4 separate regions of the Homo sapiens genome follow, and all the other regions are linked to region 1. Evidence: chromatin loops called from intact Hi-C (ENCODE). Cell type or tissue: dorsolateral prefrontal cortex. All regions are shown on one strand. Region 1 has its middle 63 kb from the start of MIR1265. Region 2 overlaps FAM107B (family with sequence similarity 107 member B). Region 3 overlaps CDNF (cerebral dopamine neurotrophic factor). Region 4 overlaps FAM107B (family with sequence similarity 107 member B).

The links. Hi-C counts contacts between places; a loop is a spot of excess contacts. Peaks named below come from ENCODE experiments on the same cell type or tissue, not always from the same donor. Only the 100,000 strongest peaks of a DNase experiment are listed, where the experiment ranks them.
Region 2: it touches region 1 in a loop (3-fold over the local background); 24 of 110 quality-filtered maps call a loop at or near these places.
Region 3: a loop joins it to region 1, with 7 times the contacts of the local background. A loop is called at or near these places in 79 of 110 quality-filtered maps.
Region 4: it touches region 1 in a loop (2.5-fold over the local background); 26 of 110 quality-filtered maps call a loop at or near these places.

The regions. Positions count from the first base shown.
Region 1 is chr10:14,497,048-14,502,047 of GRCh38, reverse strand. No RefSeq gene overlaps it. Among named protein-coding and RNA genes, the nearest start is that of MIR1265, 63 kb to the right of the region's middle. In dorsolateral prefrontal cortex, CTCF peaks have their summits at 2,734 and 2,938 (motif pointing left); DNase peaks (open chromatin) are centred at 2,927 and 4,444; H3K4me3 peaks cover 497 bases; H3K27ac peaks cover 1,424 bases.
Region 2 is chr10:14,553,957-14,558,956 of GRCh38, reverse strand. The region is part of intron 2 of FAM107B (family with sequence similarity 107 member B); the gene reads left to right. Among named protein-coding and RNA genes, the nearest start is that of MIR1265, 120 kb to the right of the region's middle. RefSeq lists a silencer at 1-127 and enhancers at 1-197, 2,553-2,612, 2,847-3,566. In dorsolateral prefrontal cortex, a CTCF peak has its summit at 2,391; a DNase peak (open chromatin) is centred at 2,421; H3K4me3 peaks cover 2,391 bases; H3K27ac peaks cover 5,000 bases.
Region 3 is chr10:14,820,846-14,825,845 of GRCh38, reverse strand. CDNF (cerebral dopamine neurotrophic factor) reads left to right here. Exons shown (of 4, transcript NM_001029954.3): 3 at 226-367. Among named protein-coding and RNA genes, the nearest start is that of CDNF, 15 kb to the left of the region's middle. In dorsolateral prefrontal cortex, CTCF peaks have their summits at 2,316 and 2,518; a DNase peak (open chromatin) is centred at 2,495.
Region 4 is chr10:14,544,507-14,549,506 of GRCh38, reverse strand. All of the region lies in intron 2 of FAM107B (family with sequence similarity 107 member B), which reads left to right. Among named protein-coding and RNA genes, the nearest start is that of MIR1265, 110 kb to the right of the region's middle. In dorsolateral prefrontal cortex, no CTCF peak of the experiment used is centred here; no DNase peak of the experiment used is centred here; H3K4me3 peaks cover 399 bases; H3K27ac peaks cover 3,425 bases.

The sequences.
Region 1 (5,000 bases):
CTCTCCCTGGGACAGAACAATGAGGCAAGACAGACTGGGAGGCCCCAGGGAAGTGAGGTGGAGGAACAGGAACCCCAGGCAGCAAGGGTGATGAGAGTCAAGAGGAGACCCACCTTTTCCCATTGTCTCACCTCCCTAGGACATGCTCACTTTATTTTGTGTCAACTGACACACATCGAGTACCTGCCTTGTGCTAGTCGGCATGAGAATAAAAAGTGAGTAGGGCAGAGTCTCCATCCATGGGCTGATTCTTGGGAGGCCCCAAGGTAAGCAAGTGTTCCCAGCATGCCAGGATCCTCCTTGTATAGTGACCTTGACCAAAGTGGGTACAAAATGTGCTGTTGGGGCCACGAAAGAGCAATTTACATTTTCCTAAGAGTTCCAGGGAAGGTCAGATCCAGTTGTCACAAGCAAGTACCGCGGTCTTGTCTATGTCACCATATGGACATACTTAGAGGCTCCACACACACACATTGCTTTTTACAAGAGCAAAATGCAGAGAACGAAGGCAATAGCCAACTCTCAGTTATCGGTGGCTTCTTTTCTCCAACTGTTGGACTAATTCTCACTACTGACAGCAAGAAGCCAGGGGGCATCTGGGGCTAGTCTCCTTCAATAGAATGGCTGTGTGTGTGGGAGCAGGGGTGGGGGGGGTGTCGGGGAGGGGGCTGCTTTCCATAACCAAGGTCAGATGGAATTCACATTGGATGTTGGCTTGGATTTTGGGGGAAAAATTGAGTGGGCAATAGAATAAGGAGCACAGGCTCTGGAATCAGAGAACTTGGATTTGAATCATAGTCCCATCGCTTTCTAGCTTTGTGATTCTGGGAAAATAAATGCTTTGGCCCCAGTTTTCTCATCTGTAAAATGGGCGTAACTGACCAGGCATGGTTGCTCACATCTGTAATCCCAGTACTTTGGGAGGCCGAGGCAGGTGGATCACTTGAGGTCAGGAGTTCGAAGCCAGCCTGGCCAACAGGGCGAAACCCCGTCTCTACTAAAAATACAACAAGTAGCCAGGCATAATGTTACGCGCCTGTAATCCCAGCTATTCAGGAGGCTGAGACACAAGAATCACTTGAACCCAGGGGGCAGAGGTTGTAGTGAGCCGAGATTGCACCATTTAACTCCAGCCTGGACAACAGGGCAAGACTCCATCTCAAAAAATAAAAAGTAAAATAAAATGGGCATAATGATTTTGTTTGCCTCATTGAGCCGTTGTAAGAGTTAAAGGAGTAGGGTAGGTATAGTGGCTTATGCCTGCAATCTCAGCACTTTGGGAGGCCGAGATGAGAGGATCACTTGAGGCCAGGAGTTCCAGACCAGCCTGGGCAACATAGTGAGACCCTGTCTCTACAAAAAATAAAAAAAATTTAGCCAGATGTGGTGGCACCGGCCTGTAGTCCCAGCCACTTGAGAGGATGAGGTGGGAGGATTGCTTGAGTCCAGGAAGTTGAGGCTGCAGTGAGCCACGATTGCACCACTGCACTCCAGCCTGGGTGTCAGAGGGAGATGTCCTGTTGAAAAAAAAAAGTGTTAGAGGAGATTCATGTAAAGTGCTTAGTAAACATTAGTGATGATGATGATTGCTGTTCTTTTGTTTATATTTGTTATCTACACTTATTTATGAAGTTCAGGAAGTCCAGGCTCAGTCACAGGCTCTGGGGTGGGGCAGAGTGGCTGCAGTGTTGCTCACACACCCAACGTGCAGGGCCAGGGCCATCCTAGATACAACCCCTCACCACGTGGTATGATTTGAAGCCATAACGTCCAGCTGCCCTCAAATGCCTCTTCTAAAATCCTACCGTGTTAACCTTTTTTTTTTTTTGAGACGGAGTTTCACTCTTGTTGCCCAGGCTGGAGTGCAATGGCACGATCTCAGCTCACTGCAACCTCTGCCTCCCAGGTTCAAGCGATTCTCCTGCCTCAGCCTCCCAAGTAGCTGGGATTACAGGCATGTGCCACCATGCCACCATGCCTGGCTAATTTTTGTATTTTTAGTAGATACGGGGTTTCACCTTATTGGCCAGGCTGGTCTCAAACTTCTGACCTCAGGTGATCCACCCCCCTGGGCCTCCCAAAGTGCTGGGATTACAGGCATAAGCCACTGCGCCCAGCCCTGCATTAACCTTTAAAGTCCCAACCACTGTGTAGCGGTAAAATTTCAACATGCTGTTGTCTGGGGAAAGACAACGCATTTACCCTTTTCTACCTGGCAGAGATACCTTAATACATCCTCAAGCATTGGGTACAGCTGGGACAACCCCTTTTGGCTTGGCAACGGAGAAGTGGGACCAGGCGGTGGGGAAGCCAGTCAGGAGCCATGAGGAGCCTGGGACAGGAGGATGGTCAGTGACAGACAGTGTGGGGGTGAAGCATGTGGGGTTGGAGGCTGGGACATAAGGCCTGGCGCATAGTAGGCCCTCAATAAATATTTGCCATTAAATGACAGGGCCTGGAAAGAGGGAGCTGGGCACTGGCAGGCGTCGCTTGTCATCAGTGTGTCCAGGGCTGGCCCAGCCCAGCCAAAGTCAAGGTGCCTTCCCGGCGAGGAAGGCAGATGGTAGGTTTTCTCGGCCCGTTCTAAGGCCCGGAGGAAGCCTTTGTCCCTGCAGCAAGAACGCCTAATTCAGCCGTTTCTAGGAATCAAGGCTTCTCCTAAGTGTCTTCTTTTATGACTGGGCAAGATAGTCAATTGCTGGCCTCCAGAGAGGAAGGAAAACCTTTCCATGCCTGCTCTTGGCAATAGCAAGGTTGGTGACGTTAGGCTTCGGCAACTCGGGACTTAATCCTTTCTGCTAAGTATCTGCAATACTGAGAGGTTGGGAAGCTTACATGAAATAATAAAACCCAGCCCTAGCCGAGGGCCAGGGCTATACAGACCCTACCAAGGGATGCGGCCGCTACTTTCACCGTCCTTAAAATGATGCGCGTTGCTGCCATCTAGTGTGCACCAGCAGAACGTCTTAGTTTTTAAAATTAGAATCGCAATTCATAGGCTGGGCACAGTGGCTCATGCCTGTAATCCCAGCACTTTGGGAGGCTAAGGCGGGAGGGTTGCTTGAGGCCAGAAGTTCGAGACCAGCCTGGAGAACATAGCAAGACCCCCCCCACTCCCTTCCCATCTCTACAAAAAATTTAAAAAGTTAGCTAAGCGTGTTGGCTCACACCTATAATTCAAGCACTTTGGGAGGCTGAGGTGGGAGGATGGCTTGAGCCCAGGAATTTGAGACCAGTCTGGGCAACATAGTGAGACTCCATTCCATCGCTATAAAAACAATAATTATAATTTGTTTATTAATTTATTGAGTTCTAATATTCTGTTCTTGGTCTGAGGTGAACTAGTTCAAATCATGAGCAGTAAGCATTATGATTACACCTCTCAGTTTGATATGATAGGTTCAGGCACAAAGAGTAAAAAGTCCCCTTTTCTAGGCCCAGTGCTGCCTCTTACTGTGAGGGCAGTGAGGAAGTCATGGAGACTCCTGGTGTGGTTTTCCTCATCTGTAAAACCTACTCGCCGTCCCGCTCCTGCCCACGGTCAAGTATTGCGAGAATTGCAGTTTCACACATTCATTCATCCAGCACATGGGTACCAGGCGCAGGAGCCCTGGGAGTGTAAGGAAGCCAGGGCTCCTGCCATGGGGGAGATGACATTCTATGGGGAAAATAGAAATCACACACTCACACACACCCGTGCACTTGCATGAACACACACACACAATGGACAAAGCATGAAGCCATTTCTCACAGTGACTAATAGAAGTCCCACCTCCTCCATTCCTTGCTTCCAATCGCTCTCCTTTCATAATAGGCCAGTTCTTTCCTAAAACACAAATCTGAGCCTCTTACCAACTTGCAGAGAAACTTTCTTCCTTGTCAATACCATAAGGTTCAATTGCTCTGTCATGGAAGCTACGGTACCAATCACGCCAGCCAGCTTCCTCAAGCTACTTATGGTTTTCTGATACAACAACAGGTAACATTTACCATGTGCCAAGTATTTTGCTCAGTGCTTTATAGATCAATTTGCATATTCATCTTAAGAGTGATGTTGTGTTATTACCCCTCCCCCATTTATCTACAGGGAAACTGAGGCAGAGAGAAGTAAAGGAATATGTCTAAGGTCACACAACTAGTACATAGCAGCCCGGAATTTGGAGCTTGCAGTGAGCCGGGATCGCGCCACTGCACTCCAGCCTGGGCGACAGAGCGAGACTCCGTCTCAAAAAAAAAAAAAAAAAAAAAAATAGCAGCCTGGAACTGAAACCCAGGTCTCTGACTATGGAGCCCGCGCCTTTACCCACTCGGCCACACTGCCATGCTGCTTCCTCCCGGGCAATGCAGCACCTTCCCTCCCTTCGCATCTGGTGGGTCGGCCTTTTCATGGCCTCCTGGTGAAATCTCACCAATTGCAGATGAGCTGACTCAAGCATCCTGCCCGTGAGACTGCTCCTGACACCCACGTGGTGCAACTGCTTTCCCACTGCCAGTGCTGGAAGCCTCATTCGAAAGTGTCATGCCTGTCAGGCACGATAGAGGTTGTATACATGTTTGTCTCCCTGCACACATGGCAAGGGCCTTGGTAAACAGCTGCAGCCGTCTCAACTAAATAAAGGTTTGCTGAATTGTAGTAAATGAAACAGCACAGGAGAAACTGCTCTGTAAACTATAAAACATCAGAGAAACATGAGCCAGCAGATCCTTTGAAAAGTTCTTCATAAAATGTAAACAGATTTAGAGTATGAAGTATTCATTTATGCACAAGCGTTTTCTTCTTTGTGATTTTAGGCCACTTTCTCTGCTAACTAATAATTGCTTCTGCCTTTTCTTTTTAATATAATTTAATTTTAAATTCAATTTAATTTTAAATTCTGGGATACATGTGGAGGATGTGTAGCTACATAGGTAAACACATGCCACGATGGTTTGCTGCACCTATCAATCCATCACCTAGGTATTAAGCCCAGCATGCATTAGCTATTTTTCTGAATGCTCTC
Region 2 (5,000 bases), 57 kb before region 1:
TCTGTTACTCTTTGTTGGACCCACACAACTCAGCAGTTGAAATTTATTATTAGTTTTTTTTTCTCCTGCGTTTTCATCTCCTAATTTGGGCTCCCCTTCATATAGAGCTTTTGGAAGCAAGTAAGAATTCAAGTTCATCAGGCACATTTTCACTACACCTGGCAGAACATATTAAGGTGTTGTGTTTTATAAAATCCAGCCAGAAACTATAGGTGGTCTCCAGCTCCACACACTTAGCAAGGCCCCTGCTCAACTCCCCACCCAACCCCAGTTTTCCAGTCCTTCCTGCGTTCACCAGAGGCACAGTCAGGATCACCTTAGACGCTGAGTTCAGAAATGGAGAAGGAATACAGTTAAAAAAAAAAATCAAGATCAGGTGAGCAGTAGCCAGATGGCTTCTCCACACAACTCTCTTTCTGGATGCTTCTGGAAATTGCCATCCAATTTTGGTCATTCTTTTGGCTGTATAATAATTCAAACGGTGCTTTGTGAATAAGTTACCTTTTAAAAGTTATGCATTTTAGCATCTATAGGAAGGTCAAGGAATTATTTTACACCTCAGGGTGAAATAATTTAATTAGGTATCTTGTTTACCCTGAGTCTTCTGAAAGCTAGAGGGAGCAAATTGGAGCTTTTGAAAGAGTGTGTGTGCGTGTGTGCGTGTATGTGTGTGTGTGCGTGCACGTATGTGTGACTGTGCGCGTGCACGTATGTGAGTGTGCGCATGCACATGTGTGTGAATGTGAGCACGTGCACGTGAGTGTGTGCACACACACACTGGTGGGGAGGCAGGTGATGATGGGTTGTGTCATGAATGCCCAAGTCTGGCGGTGCATTTAATGGAGTAGTCCAGGGAAGCAGGAGGAAACTGAGGAACAGGGAGGGCAAGCTTGAGGAATTAAGGAATTACCTGGACTCACGGGGAGGAGCTCAAAAGACGAATTCGATCTTTTTCTAAAAACATTTTAAACAGTAGTTTGCCTGACTCCAAATCAGGAAGAGACAGCTTTACCTCATCTCTCCTGCCTCCTAGCCTGTGGGCTCCATTAGCAAGGGATGAACTATCGAGTAAGAGCTGGCACTCTGGCATCAGGTAGACCTGGCTGGGACCTGGCTGGGTCCTGGCTAGGCCCCGGCTAGGCCCCTCCAATGGCATCACCATGGGCAGGCTGCTAATCCCCCTGGGCCTCAGCTACTCCTCCGTCAATAAGGATAATAATACCTCCCTCGCAGAACTGTTGTGAAGGTTGAGATGAAATATGAGAGTGTTTAAAGCAGTGCCTGGGATGCAGTAAGCACTTCGAATGTTAACCAGTAGTAGCAGTCATATTTTTGTGGATTACCTGGGAACCAAACCATCATCATTGATATAATTTCTATTACCAGTTTTAAACAGTTAAATGACAAAGAATCCCATTTTAATCAAGACATTACAGTAGAGCACAGACCCAACCTGGTTGGGTACTTAGTAGGGAGAAATAGAGGCTAGAAATTAATAATTATGCCCAATACCAGTGAACAGCTGTTTTCGCACTGTGACCAGTTTAGTACAAATAAAAATGTTTATAGACTGCATCTTTTCTCCATGCACAATTTATTGAGGTATTTCATCACTTTAACAGATGATAATTGAACATTTAGAATTCCTAGCCTTGAAGATCCAGCGAGGTACAAACCAGAAATGGCCCTGGCCCCTAGGTAGCTAAATATCTAGAGGGGAGAAGATAAAAAACACACATGGGGCTGGCAATAAATTAAACAATTACAGATGGTGAGAGTTGGGAAACAAGCTTAGGACAGAGACTGACCACGGAGGGACCCGTGTTGGATTGTTGATCCGAGAAGGTGATGTTGAAATACAGACTGAGAAGGTGAGGAAGAGCCAGGGGTCAGGAGAAGTGTGGGAAGGGGGCTGGCTTGGGAGGGTCATGCGCTCCAGGTGGGGACATCATGTGCACCAAGACATGCAGCCCAGAAAGAGTTTGGTGTGTTCCAGGAATGAAGGCAGGCCTGTGTGGCTAAGGCGCAGGGAGCAAGGTGGCGGAGAGACTGGCATGAGGCATGAGAAGCAGGCCCAGGTCAGATCAGGTGGGGAGTGAGGGCCGCTGCCAGGGCATTGGAGAAGCTATTGAGAGGCCCTGACAATCCCATGGGGGGAAAGTCCATTCTTAGTGCACGTTTCCTGCTTTGAACTTTTTCTATTCAATAACGAAAACCTGGGTGCTATATTTGTTTTAGCCACAAAACTATCTGGGTATCTTTGAGAAGTGGCACTTGCTGAGGTGGCCTTCTAAATCTTTGCCTGCTGTTCCATGGCAGGATGCCTTGTGAAGCCAGGTGTGGCTTGTGGCCTAGATGGACCAGGGAGATCTCAAGTGAGGGGCAGTAGCACGGAGCACACAGTAGGTGTCAGTCAAGTCTAAACGTTGCGCACGGCTTTGTTTTGTCCAGAGCTGAGCTCTCGTTAGGTCGGGGCTTGACAAATATGAATATTGTGGCCTGGGCTGCTCTCTGGCATGCTGAGTGCTGACTGGTGTATTTCCTTTTTCAGCCAGAGAATCCTGGTCAAGCCCTGAACAGTCCAGAAACTCTGAGGTCAGCATTTCTAGATCTTCTGTGCATTTGGGAGGAGTCACCATTGATGACTTTATCAATTGTAAATTTCCGATATCAAATTACTGGCCTTCCAGTCAGTCGGTTCTGATGACAGGAAGGACGAGGGCTCTGGAAAGTCACTTTAAGCTAGTCATTGTTAGTCAAATAGTGCTGTTTTTGTATATCGAGTATTGAGAAGGGAATGTGCTTGGTCTGTCTTCTCTCTCTGCTTCGTCACCTGCCAGTCCTGAGGGCCCCAGGCAGCAGTGCAGCTTTAATGTGGATTCCTATGGATCAGAGGTGTCCTAGGGCTCACGTTGTTATTCTGCATTGCACTTGCAGCCAGGTAAAATCAGATTTCTCCTGTTTCCCCTTTTGGGGGTGGGGTGTGTGGATTTGAAAGGCCTGTCACGTGTGGCCTGATTGCACTGCCCAGTGTGTGTGTGTGTGTGTGTGTGTGTGTGTGTTAAAGATGTCTGCAAGTTTAGCACTGGCCTGTCCTGATTAGTGAGGACCTCTGATTGCCTAGGCCAGGGCTCAGGTGAGAATACTTTGATGCTGAGGGGTAAACTTGCCTTCTGAAGGCACAGAGCCTCCTGGGTGGCAGAGCAAGGACTGGGCCTGGCGTTTCTGACGTTTAGACCTGTGTTCTTTGATAAAGCCATGATGTTTAATTGTGGAGAAAATGGTTCTGCAGCAGATGCAGTGAGGAAACAAATAATGCCCAATTTTTCCAAGTCACTGAATCAAATCTTTATCTCAGAAGTGAACATTTTAAGAGAAAACAAAATTTATTTCTTGCTAATGGCGTGGGAACAACTTATTTAAAAAAATGAGAGTGAGCAAAATAAAACTAGATTAAAGACAGAAGTAAAATGTTTAGAATAGTTTGTTTTATAATCAGGCATTAAATTATGTCAGTGGGAGTATGATTCCAAGTTCATAATGTCATCACTACTTAATTAAAATAATAGATGTCTTTGTAAGTCTGCTTTTGTTAGATAATATTATTTAATCCAGTAGTCAGTTTTATAATCAATGTTTTTCCTTGAGGTAAAAAAACATCGTATGACTTCAAATTATTAAACAACTTTATAATAACAATGTCCTGTTTCCTGAACATTTATAAATTCAATTTATGTCATTTAGGCTTTATGGGTGCTTTTCTCCAAGTCAAGATTATGACTTTGGTTATAAATCCCTCTGGTTTGAGAAAGTAGTGATTTCTTAATACTTGGAAGATAGTTTTTATAATAATTAGTTGTATATTTATAATGTAAAACAAAGAGCTCAACTGCTTATGACTAATCTGAGCAGGCAGTGTTGTGTACTGCTGCTATGACAACTAATAATTTCGGTCTGACATTGACAGGTAACTTGTTAGACCATAGGAGCTTGCATACTCACAATTGTTCTATATTTGCTTTAAAAAATGCCTGAATCAGTCATCAGATGATGGTGTATTATTGACATATTTTTCATCCACTTGATTAAATGAGCTTTTGGTTGATATACTTCTGTGAACTTCATTGACCACCCATCGCTGCTTCTGCTCACCCACTTTTTTGGTAGAGGATTGGAGGGGATAGCATTTGTCATCTACCTTACACAGGAAAGAAAGGGACAGTGTAACCCTGTTTTGAAATGTTCTGTTGAAACTTATTAGCTGCTTGGTGCTGGTACTTCCTGTTTCCAAAACCAATGTTTATGCAACGCTACACTCCATTGTGAGATTATTTATTGCCTTAAGCAGAACTCCTGGCATGTTTGAGACCCTGCCCCTCTCATTTGTACCAGATCCCCAAGTCTCAACTGGTCCAGTCCATTTCACACCAGCAGTACCAGCCTTCATCCCTCTCCTGCCTCCCTTCTGTTGGGTGGCAAAGACCTTGTTGGGTAAATAAGTTTAATCTAATGGTTCTCCCAGCTCATTCCTCCTGCCCAGTCTGAGTTCCGGCCCTTATGACTCTCTGACTGTCATTGTCTTGGCTTTGAATTACCTGGCACCTTTGCCCTGTCTGAGCAATGCTAGCACTCACCTCCCTTCCTTTAGTAAACCTACTCATGATGGGTGTCATGTTTCTCATGCCTGCAGTGCTGTGAACTGCAGTGCCATAAGGTAGGTGGGAAGTATTCGTGGGGGAGGTGTGTTTGTGGAGTAAGGCAGTGGGAGGGTAGAGGAAAAGGAGATAAAGAAAAAGCCCATTTCTAACTCTCTGAACAGGCGAGGCCAGCTTATCTGAGATGCCTGTGATCAGGTGAGTCCATATCTACTATACATTAATTATATATGACATATGTGTGGCAGTGAGCCTCTTAGGATGGGCCAGAGGCGGCAAACCTTGCAGCAAGCCTGGGAGGTGAAGACAAGGAAAAACGGGCTCAGAAAGCTACCTGAGCCCCCT
Region 3 (5,000 bases), 320 kb before region 1:
TGTAGTTTTAGTAGAGATGGGGTTTCACCATGTTGACCAGGCTGGTCTAGAACTCCTGACCTCAAATGATCTGCCCTCCTCAACCTCCCAAAGTGCTGGGATTACAGGCGTGAGCCACCATGTCCAGCCTACCTCTTTCTTCTTGATACTGTATTCCTTCATTACTGGAATGATACTGAATGTCTTCATTGTCTGGAACACTCAATTCTCTTCATTTTCCTTCAGTGCTATTATCTAGGAGCCACAAAAGACGCAGCCACAAAGATCCTAAGTGAAGTCACTCGCCCAATGAGTGTGCATATGCCTGCAATGAAGATTTGTGAGAAGCTGAAGAAGTTGGATAGCCAGATCTGTGAGCTGAAATATGGTATAACACAGCCCCGTGTTTTTCCCAGTAGGTCCAATGGATTCCCAAACCTCTAAAGTTGGGGCCATGTCTTCTAAAAATTCAGTGTTAAAAGGAAAGAAATTCACCACTCATCAATAAGTTGCTTGGCTGATGAATGGTACCTATGGGCATTTGAGTTTCGTTGAGGGAAGACAAATAAATAGTACAGGCATAATCAGCATTAGGTTAAAATTGCCAATGAGGCCTGGCGCGGTGGCTCAGGCCTTTCATCCCAGCACTTTGGGAGGCCGAGACGGGCGGATCGCAAGGTCAGGAGTTCAAGTACCAGCCTGGCCAATATGGTAAACCCTGTCTCTACTAAAAAAATACAAAAAAATTAGCCGGGTGTGGTGGCGGGCAGCTATAGTCCCACCTACTCGGGAGGCTGAGGCAGGAGAATCGCTTGAACCCGGGAGGCAGAGGTTGCAATGAGCCCAGATCCCGCCACTGCACTCCAGCCTGGGTGATAGAGCAAGACTCTGTCTTAAAAAAAAAAAATTGCCACTGAAATCACAGAGTTTAGACTCCTAACACACCAAGGCAAAGCCAGATACGTATGTCAAGGAAAATCTCAACATATAGAGAGAGCAGCTACTCCTGGTGATTTGGATCTTGGTAATCTATTAAAACAAAACTAGTACCTATTCAAAGATGATACAAGGACTTTGAAGATGTAAAGATGACTATGACTTCCTTCCTAGGCAGAGCTACCATTCTGCCAGCTTTAAATTTTGGGAAATTGGTTATTCACATCAAGTCAGGTTTTTCCTGGTAAAATAGCTTATCAGAGGGTGCCCAAAACAAACAGCAAGAAAAGGAAGGAGATGTCCTTTTTTTTTTTTTTTTTTTTTTGAGGGGAAGTCTCGCTCTATCACCCAGGCTGGAGTGCAGTGGTGCGATCTTGGCTCACTGCAATCTCTGCCTCGTGGGTTCAAGCGATTCTCCTGCCGGAGCCTCCCGAGTAGCTGGGATTACAGGCATGCACCACCACGCCTGGCTAATTTTTGTATTTTTATTAGAGACGAGGTTTCACCATGTTGGCCAGGCTGGTCTTGAACTCCTGACCTCAGGTGATCCACCTGCCTTGTCCTCTCAAAGTGCTAGGATGACAGGCGTAAGCCACCATGCCCGGCCAGGAGATGTCCTATTTTAAAATGTTATCCTTGGCCCCATACATTTCACATGGATAGATCTTTTATCATGATTTGTATCTGGGCTAGACATTTGGGTAGATTGAGTGGGTATCATAAAAGGATGTGGAATTCCTTCCTCAGCCTATCCTTGACACCTGAAATCCCACTCATTCCTTTTGCTTAAGTCATTGTTTTGCATGCATTACATACCCAGTGTAGTACTGTCAACTACCTAAGTAATTAGCATCCACCTCTAAGTTATTTTAGTCTTATTTTCCAACACAGCCGTGTAATAGTCCTATGCACCATAGCCACATAGCTAGCTTTAAGTAGGTTTAAGGTTGAAAGTTACCACAGACAACCTATTTCTTAACTTGCAAAGCACAAGCCCTAACTTCCAGGGTAGTTATTAGAGTAGGCATCCCTTTTTTATTGGCTTCCAAGCCATGAAATAGGGGCAGAAATCACTGAGTCCATATAAACAATATTCACAAACTTGGCCGGGCGCGGCAGCTCACACTTGTAACCTCAGCACTTTGGGAGGCCAAGAAAGGAGGATCATTTGAGCCCAGGAGTTCAAGACCAACCTGGGCAACATGGTGAAACCCTGTCTCTACAAAAATACAAAAATTAGCCAGGTGTGGTGTTGAGCGCCTATAGTCCTAACTACTCAGGAGACTGAGGTGGGAGGATCACCTGAGCCTGGGAGGTCAAGGCTCTGGTGAGCTGTGATTTTTTTCACTGTACTCCAGCCTGAGTGGCAGAGTGAAACCCCATCTGAAAAATAAATAGATAAAATAAAAATAAATAAAAGCCAATATCACAAACCTCTTTTGATTTTTTAAATTCAACAAATTTGTTGTGAATACCTTCTCCTATATCCTAGGGATCTTACAGGGCTCCTTAAACAATAGAAAAATCAGATATTATTGAGACGAAATGACTACCTAATGTTTTGGCGATGCTGGCCACTAGAGGCCCTTGGGGAGCTATGAACTAGTTTTAATCTTTGTGTGGACCTTTACTTTGGAGTTTTGGGGCATCACAGAGGTTTTCCTCTTTTTAAAATTAATGCCAGATACCAAGTTCTCTAGAAAAACTCAAAGAAACTACTGACATTTACAAAAAAATGTATTTTTCTCCTTCAGCCTCTTATCTTGAATAGACTAATAGTTCTTAATTATCCTCCCCAGCTATTGTTAGCAGGAAAGATAAGATTAAACAGGGACCTTTGTGCTGTGGGAGATTAATAATTTGGGCTATGCAAGTTTCTACTTTAAAAAGTATTCTGTCAGATCAGCCATGAAATTAACAAGCAAGATAAGTGTGGAGTTGGAGTATGTTTTCAATTAGGAAGGTGCCATTTGGTTTTTGACCTGAAAGAATGTTTTCATTTGCTTGCTTTGTGTTTAAAAAGGATAGGGAATCACTATAAAAATTTAAGGGTTTTCTGGAGCACAGTGTATAGCTGACCCTCTAAATACAAAAGTCTTTTAACATCCAGCTTTTAAATTAGAACAGAGTTACCGGAAGGTTTTGACAAATAATTTGACAAATATTAGGTTTTTAATGTTTTTAAATGTTGTGTTCTACTACTCAGAGGTAAAAAAGAGAAAGAACTTTCAAGAGAAGTCAAGCTGTAAAAATTCTAGGCTGCCACTAGTTGTTTAATAAATAAACTTAAATGTTGTATTCATTATCAAAGTGAACACCGGACAAGCGGGGAGGGGCAAAAGACACTTTTTTTTTTTTTGACAGTCTCACTCTGTTGCCCATGCTGGAGTGCAGTGGCATGATCTCTGCTTACTGCAACCTCAGCCTCCTGGGTTCAAGAGATTCTCCTGCCTCAGCCTCCTGAGATGCTGGGATTACAGGTGTGTGCCCCCATGCCCCTCTAGACTTTCTTTTGAAAGAGGAAAAGTACCTCTTTCTGATAGGAAAATTATAATTATTGGTATATTACAGATGAGCTTATTATTTTTTGTATTTTGGGCTTTTTTTCAATCTTTTCAGCAATTGAGAAGTAGCTGAGTTCTTGATATTTTCTGCACATAATCTATAAACAGCGAAATAGTAGTCTTGCTAGAGGAGGTTAGATGTTGGTGACAAGTATCATTGGCAAGAATTTTAGAAGCCAGGTTGGCTGGCACCAAAGCCCTAGCATTGGAGAAGTGGGAATAACACAAAGGGCTGTACCTGCTGTGATAATTTAGCAACCTAATCCCAGTAGGGGCTGGGCATCAGGTGAGTTTCAAAACAGAGATCCCAAACAATTAAGGTTCAGCGAGAATATTCCTAATTTTATTCACGTGTTTGCATTTCTTTACATTTTTATTTAAAACCCAATAGTGCTTTGTCATGTGTATGTGCTCATTTGCTTTGCCGAAGATACATCTTCCTAGAAAAAGTGAACCATAACTTTTTGCTGGTTAATTACAATCTATGGGTTTCAAGTTGGCCGCAAACCAAGGCCATCCCAAAGGAACCGATTGCCTTTTATATATGAGTTTCCTTCTTGTTACCTTAACAGCAGCAATTTGGATACAGTGCTATTTGTTTTAGGAATACTGATCTTGAGAATGCTCCAAATGGTAGTAAACATTGTGGCACTACATAGGCCCTTAGTTTTGAAGCAAGTATAATCTCTTGGAAAGAAAGTCAAATTAAAAACACAAATTATCCCAATAACTTTGTATACACTGTTGTCCTTCAGTACCTGTGCAGGAGGGGTTCTGGGACCATACTCAGACACTAAAATCCTGATGCTTAAGTGTTTGCATATAACCCATGTGCATCTTCCCTCCTGTATACTCTAAATCATCTCTAGATTACTTATAATACTTAATACAATGAAAATGCTATTTGTATTAGTCTGTTCCCGCATTGCTGTAAAGAACTATTGGCCAGGCGCGGTGGCTCACGCCTGTAATTCCAGCACTTTGGGAGGCCGTGGCAGGCGGATCAGCTGAGGTGAGAAGTTCAAGATCAGCTTTGCCAACATGGCGAAACCCTGTCTCTACTAAAATACAAAAATTAGCCGGGCATGATGGTGGGTGCCTGTAATCCCAGCTACTTGGGAGGCTGAGACAGGAGAATCGCTTGAACCAGGGAGATGGTGGTTGCAGTGAGCAGAGATCATGCCACTGCACTCCAGCCTGGGTGGCTAAGCGAGACTCCGTCTCAAAAAAAAAAAAGAAAAAGAACTATCTAAGACTGGGTAATTTATAAAGAAAAGAGGTTTAATTGGCTCACAGCTCCACAGGCTGTACAGGAAGCATGGCTGGGGAGGCCTCAGGAAACTTAGAATCATGGCAGAAGGCAAAGAGGAAGAGGCATGTCTTACGTGACTGCAGCAAGAGGAAGAGCGCAAAGGGGGAGGTGCTACACTTTGAAACAACCAGATCCCTCATGAACTCACTCACTATCATGAGAAAAGCTAGGGTGAAGTCCACCCCCATGATCCAATCACCTTCCAACAG
Region 4 (5,000 bases), 47 kb before region 1:
GTTTACATTTAAACTTTTGCCAAAGCCCCCTTAGTTTAAAAGGGAGGCTTCACATAAATGGAAAAGCTGAGGCCAAAAGGCCTAAACTTCTCTCATCTTTATTGCTTATTGCAGCTTTTATTATAGATGCTGCGAGTACTCAGCACTTCTAAGAAACTCCGATTGCTCTTGTTTCCCTTTCAGCTTGGAGCTGGGATCCAGAGTAGTTAACTGAGGGGCCTCGCAAGCCCCTTGTCAGGAGGATGGCCTGCCTTTGAAGGCAGTTGACTCTTGTATGTGTCTTAGTCTCTTTAGGCTGCCATAACAGATGCCACAGACTGGGTGGCTTAAACAATAGATGTTGGTTTCCTCACACTTGTGGAGGCTAGAAGTCCTAGATCAAGGTGCCAGCAGATTGGGTTCCTGGCTTGCAGACAGCCGTCTTCTCATTGTGTCCTCACATGGCATTGAGGCTGGAGAGTACAGGGAGAGAGATTGAGAAAGAAGGAGCTCTGGTCTCTTTTCCTCTTCTTATAAGGACACTGATCCCATCATGTGGGCTGCAGCCTCATGACCTCATCTAAACCTAATTACCTTTCAAAGGTCCCACCTCCAAATACTGTCACTTTGGGGGTTAGGGCTTCAACATAGGAATTTTGGGGGGACTCAGCATTCAGTCGGTGTGTGTGTGCGTGTGTGTGCGTGTGCATGTGTACTTGTAGAGGAGGGTTGATTGTCCACCTGACAGCCGTTGCCATCCCCTCTTCCCTGCTGGATGCCAATTTGCATTTTTCTGGCACGTTTTGCGGCTAGAGTGGTCATGTGACACTGTTCTGGCCAATGAGGCGATGGAGGAAGGCCCCCGGGGGCTTCTGGGAGTGCCTGCCTTCGCAGCTGGAGAGAGCCCTCCTCAGGGGCTGTCTCTGCCTTCCCTTCTTCCCATGTGTATCTGGGGCAGCTGAGGCAGGGCTAGGAGAAGAGCCCAGGTTCCTCCTGCCACCTCCAAGCGATGAAGCAGCCCTGGGCCAACTCCAGCATTCTCGTGTGAACTGCAGAGGAGCCCTGCGCTTCCAGCTACTTGCAGCCAGGTGCTGTTACCTACGCCCCACGCACCCTCACAGACCTGTGTACAAGGGCACAAGTACCTCCCCTGGAGCTGGCAGGAGGTGCAGTCGGAAGAGCATCTGGTCCCTGAGGCCTCCCTGTGCCTCCCCCTGGACCCCCAGGGTGTCCGTGTTCCCAGTTGTTGACCCTCGGGTGCGTCTGTCGCGTCTGCTCTCTTCTCCTCCAGGCAGGGAGCTCCTGGACCACGTCTTGCTCCCCTCTCGATCTTCAGGCCCACCCTGTGCTCCCCCGTAGGAGACATAGTAACTGGTTCAGCCAACCAGGTTAACTCAACCAGCGAGCGCTGTGGGTCCTGGTCTTGCTGACAGCTGTTGCTTTACTCCTTTCTTGTTTTTGGTGTCCTCCCTGCGAAGCCTGCGTATTGGTTGTTCACAGAAAGCCCACCAGGTGGTCTGAAGAGAGGGAAGTGGGAAAACAGACTTTAATTAAAAGGGCCGGGGCCATGGAAATAGCTGTTCTCTAGGGTTTGGTTAGAGACAGACAATCCTCCAAAGACCCAGACAGAGATGTGTCCCTGTCCTCACGCTCAGTTTTCATTGCGGAAGCAGAAATCAAATAAGAGCCAACTTAAATTCTTTTAATTATGGAACATTTTAAGCCTACAGAAAAAACACATCATTGTTACCGTTGTTTCTGGCATTAAGGTCTCTTTTTTCTTTTTAAGAGTGAAAAATGAAGTTTTCCAGACAAACCCTTAACTAATTCAGTATTTCAAAAGTGAAATACAGGCTGAACATCCCAAATCTGAAATCTGAAATGCTCTAAAATTCAAAATTTTTTGAGCACTGACATGCTGCTTAAAGGAAATGCTCACCGGAGCATTTCAGAGTGTAGATACTCAGAAATATTCCAAATATGCTAAAATTGGAAAAGCTTTGAAATCTGAAACACTTCTGGTGTTTCGGATAAGGGATGCTCAACCTGTAGTGAGTGAGTGGTTGGAAGTTAGAACATATTCTTCTGTAGAAACAAACCTGTTTGACCCACAATTTGGCCAATATACGGAGATTTGAGATGAAAAACTTACAAAATGATAGAATGACTGGCTGTCATTTTACCAGTAAGGAAACAAACCCAGAGAAGTGAAGTCAGGATTTAGGTTTGTGGACCTTTTATTTAAGGTTCTTTCTACTCTGCCATACGTTACTAGTGACTTCAGACAACAGTGTCGAATCTCATCAGCCAAAACCCACCAGGAACACAACGTGTAGTTATACAGAAGTTGGCTTCGTTTAGCTTGCTTCTGCCGGGGCCAGTGTACCCAGAAGAACCCTGGGACTATTTTGGAAAGGCAGACTTGGGGTTGTTGTTGGACTGGGTGATTTGAAGGTGGAATTAGGGAAATGGGACCAGATCTGGGTTGGATGTGGCCAGGAGGCAGAAACAATTCAGTGATTGGGTATCCAACAACTTTTATCTAGGAGGTAGGAGATTAAAGTAGAGTTAGAGTGGCCATGCAGTAAAGAATTTGCAATCATACATGTTGGTGAGAAAAGGGGGCATCTGGTTATTTTTGTGGTAGTAATGTGGGCCCATCTGTGTCCGTTTTTGAGCATTCATTATGTTCTGATGGGAATATGGGGGTCAGGTTGTCAATTAGACTGGTCTTTACTTTGAAGGTCGGTAGGGTTGAATTTAATTTGTTCACCAACTTACTTAATTTCATTCTGAATGCTGATGCTTGAGGAATAGGTTTTAATGGAGCAAGATGCAGTGGGAAGTAGGGACTTAGAGGATGTCTAAATAACCGTGTCTGAGCAGTCACTGGTTTTTAAACATTGTAGCTGCTCAATGGTAATAATGCAAATTTTAAAAAAGGCAGATGGGTAGTTTTCGCCTAGCTTGAGAAGCTTTAAAAATCATCATGACGACTGTACTATCTTAAAACGTGATCAGCTATAGAAGCAGATAAAACTGTCGAGCTGTTATTAAAGTGTACTTACAGTTGAAACATATTAGTCTTCAAAGATGCCATCCAGTTACTGATCCAGAGGTAATGTTAATGGTGGTGTTACTCACGGTGCCAAAACACCCACAGATCAGTAGAAAATGTGGACAGTCAATTTAGAAAATTTGCAAAGCAGTCAGAAGTGAGAGGCAGTGTTGGGTAGTGAAGAGTGGACCAGACTCCAATCTTGGTCCTAGTCCGAGCTTTGCCACTGTGTGGTCCAGAATGTCTTTGCCACTCTCTTAACTTAGTCATTTCATCTCTCTGGGCCTCAGTTTCCTCATCTGTCATAATGAGGAAGTTGAACACCTGGTCTCTGTGTTCCTTCTAAAGTTTCTGTCATTAAGTCTGTTTGAAGATAGTCTCTTCTTTTGAAAGTATTAGTTTGTTTGGCCAGTTGGGCCAGGTCATAAATATTACGGAATTATTAGTCAGCTCTTGAAGACAGGAATGTTTGAGGGCTTTGAAAGCTAGCCCAGCAGGAAGCTTTTCGTGGTCTGTGTATTTTCCTTCCTCTCAGGAATGATTAGGCCGAAATCAACCATCTTCTCAGTCCATCCTCTTTGTAGTTTCCTGAGATGAATGACCGAGGTGTTTTCTCCTCAGAAAATAACATAGGAGAAAAATTCCAAGGGAGGTCTCTTTATTCAGGAACTTGCAATTTAGGAATTAAGTGTGATAACTTTATTTTACCAATTTTAATTTTGTGACTATAACATAATATAAATAAGGATTCTGTTACATGCAAATTTTGAAATCATGCAAAAACCAAAAAAGGAAAAGAAGTCAATCAAAACTTGTATAATTTCAAAGATGGTGGCCAGGTGGTTTGGAAGCTGTGCATGGGATTGCCACATGGCCTCTCCCCTCTAGCAGGCAACAGGTGCCTTGTGTGTTTAGTCAGTATCTGCTGCATGTCATTGCTGATGGCATTCAAGTTTTTGCTTATGTGTGCTGGTATTTAATGTTCACTTAGATCTAAATATCTTTTTTTAGCCTTCAAAGATGTCAACCAGGTATTCATCAAGAGATATATTAATGGGGATGTTAGTGATAGAGCCCAGGACACCCCCAGCCCCCAGATCAATAGCTTTGTAACAGAAGCGCTAAACCACTATGAAGGTGATCAGACAACAGGGGGATGCATCCTGCCATTAATTTAGCAGAAAGAGCACACGTCCAAATAGGAGAGTTAAAATAGAGAGGTGCTGTAGCAAAGTGGCTCAGAGCATGGACTCTGGAGCTAGCTGCATGATGCTGCTAGCTGCCATTTAATTAGCCTTGTAGATTTAGGCAAGTCACCTAGTCTCGCTGGGCCTTAATTTCCCTATCTGTATGATGGAATAAATTTAATGTCTACTGCAAAGGTTATGTGACACTTAGCAAACATGATAAAACACAGGTTGCCGGGCCCACCCCCCAGAGACTGACTCACTGCATCTCCGATATTTGCATTTAACTAATTCCATGATGGTGCCGATGCCTCGGACCCTGGGATGACACTTTGAGGATCACCATGCTGTGCATTTGTACACACAGACACACACGTAGGCATTTGTTTTCCAAAGTAAAGGGCATACTGTTTGGAGCCTAATGTTTTTCTCCTATTTAGTGCCTTGTGAATATTTTCCCTTTCATTATTTATTCTAATAATGGATGATTTTAAGCTGCACTGTATTCCATTATTAGATATTTAAATGGCTTCCATTTTTTCCGCTATCATAGACCATGCCGGAATAAATATCATTCTGTGTACACTTGTCTACATCTCTGTTGATGTCTTTAGGGTAAATTCCTAAAAGTGGAATTACTGCGTTCAAGGGTGTTTCACGGTAAGGCCTTTTGCTACACATTGCCAACAAATTCTTCAGAGAGTAGCAGAAATTTGTCTTCTTACAAGTAGTCTATGAGAGTAGATGCTGATTTTCTAAATGTAAGGGAATAAGAA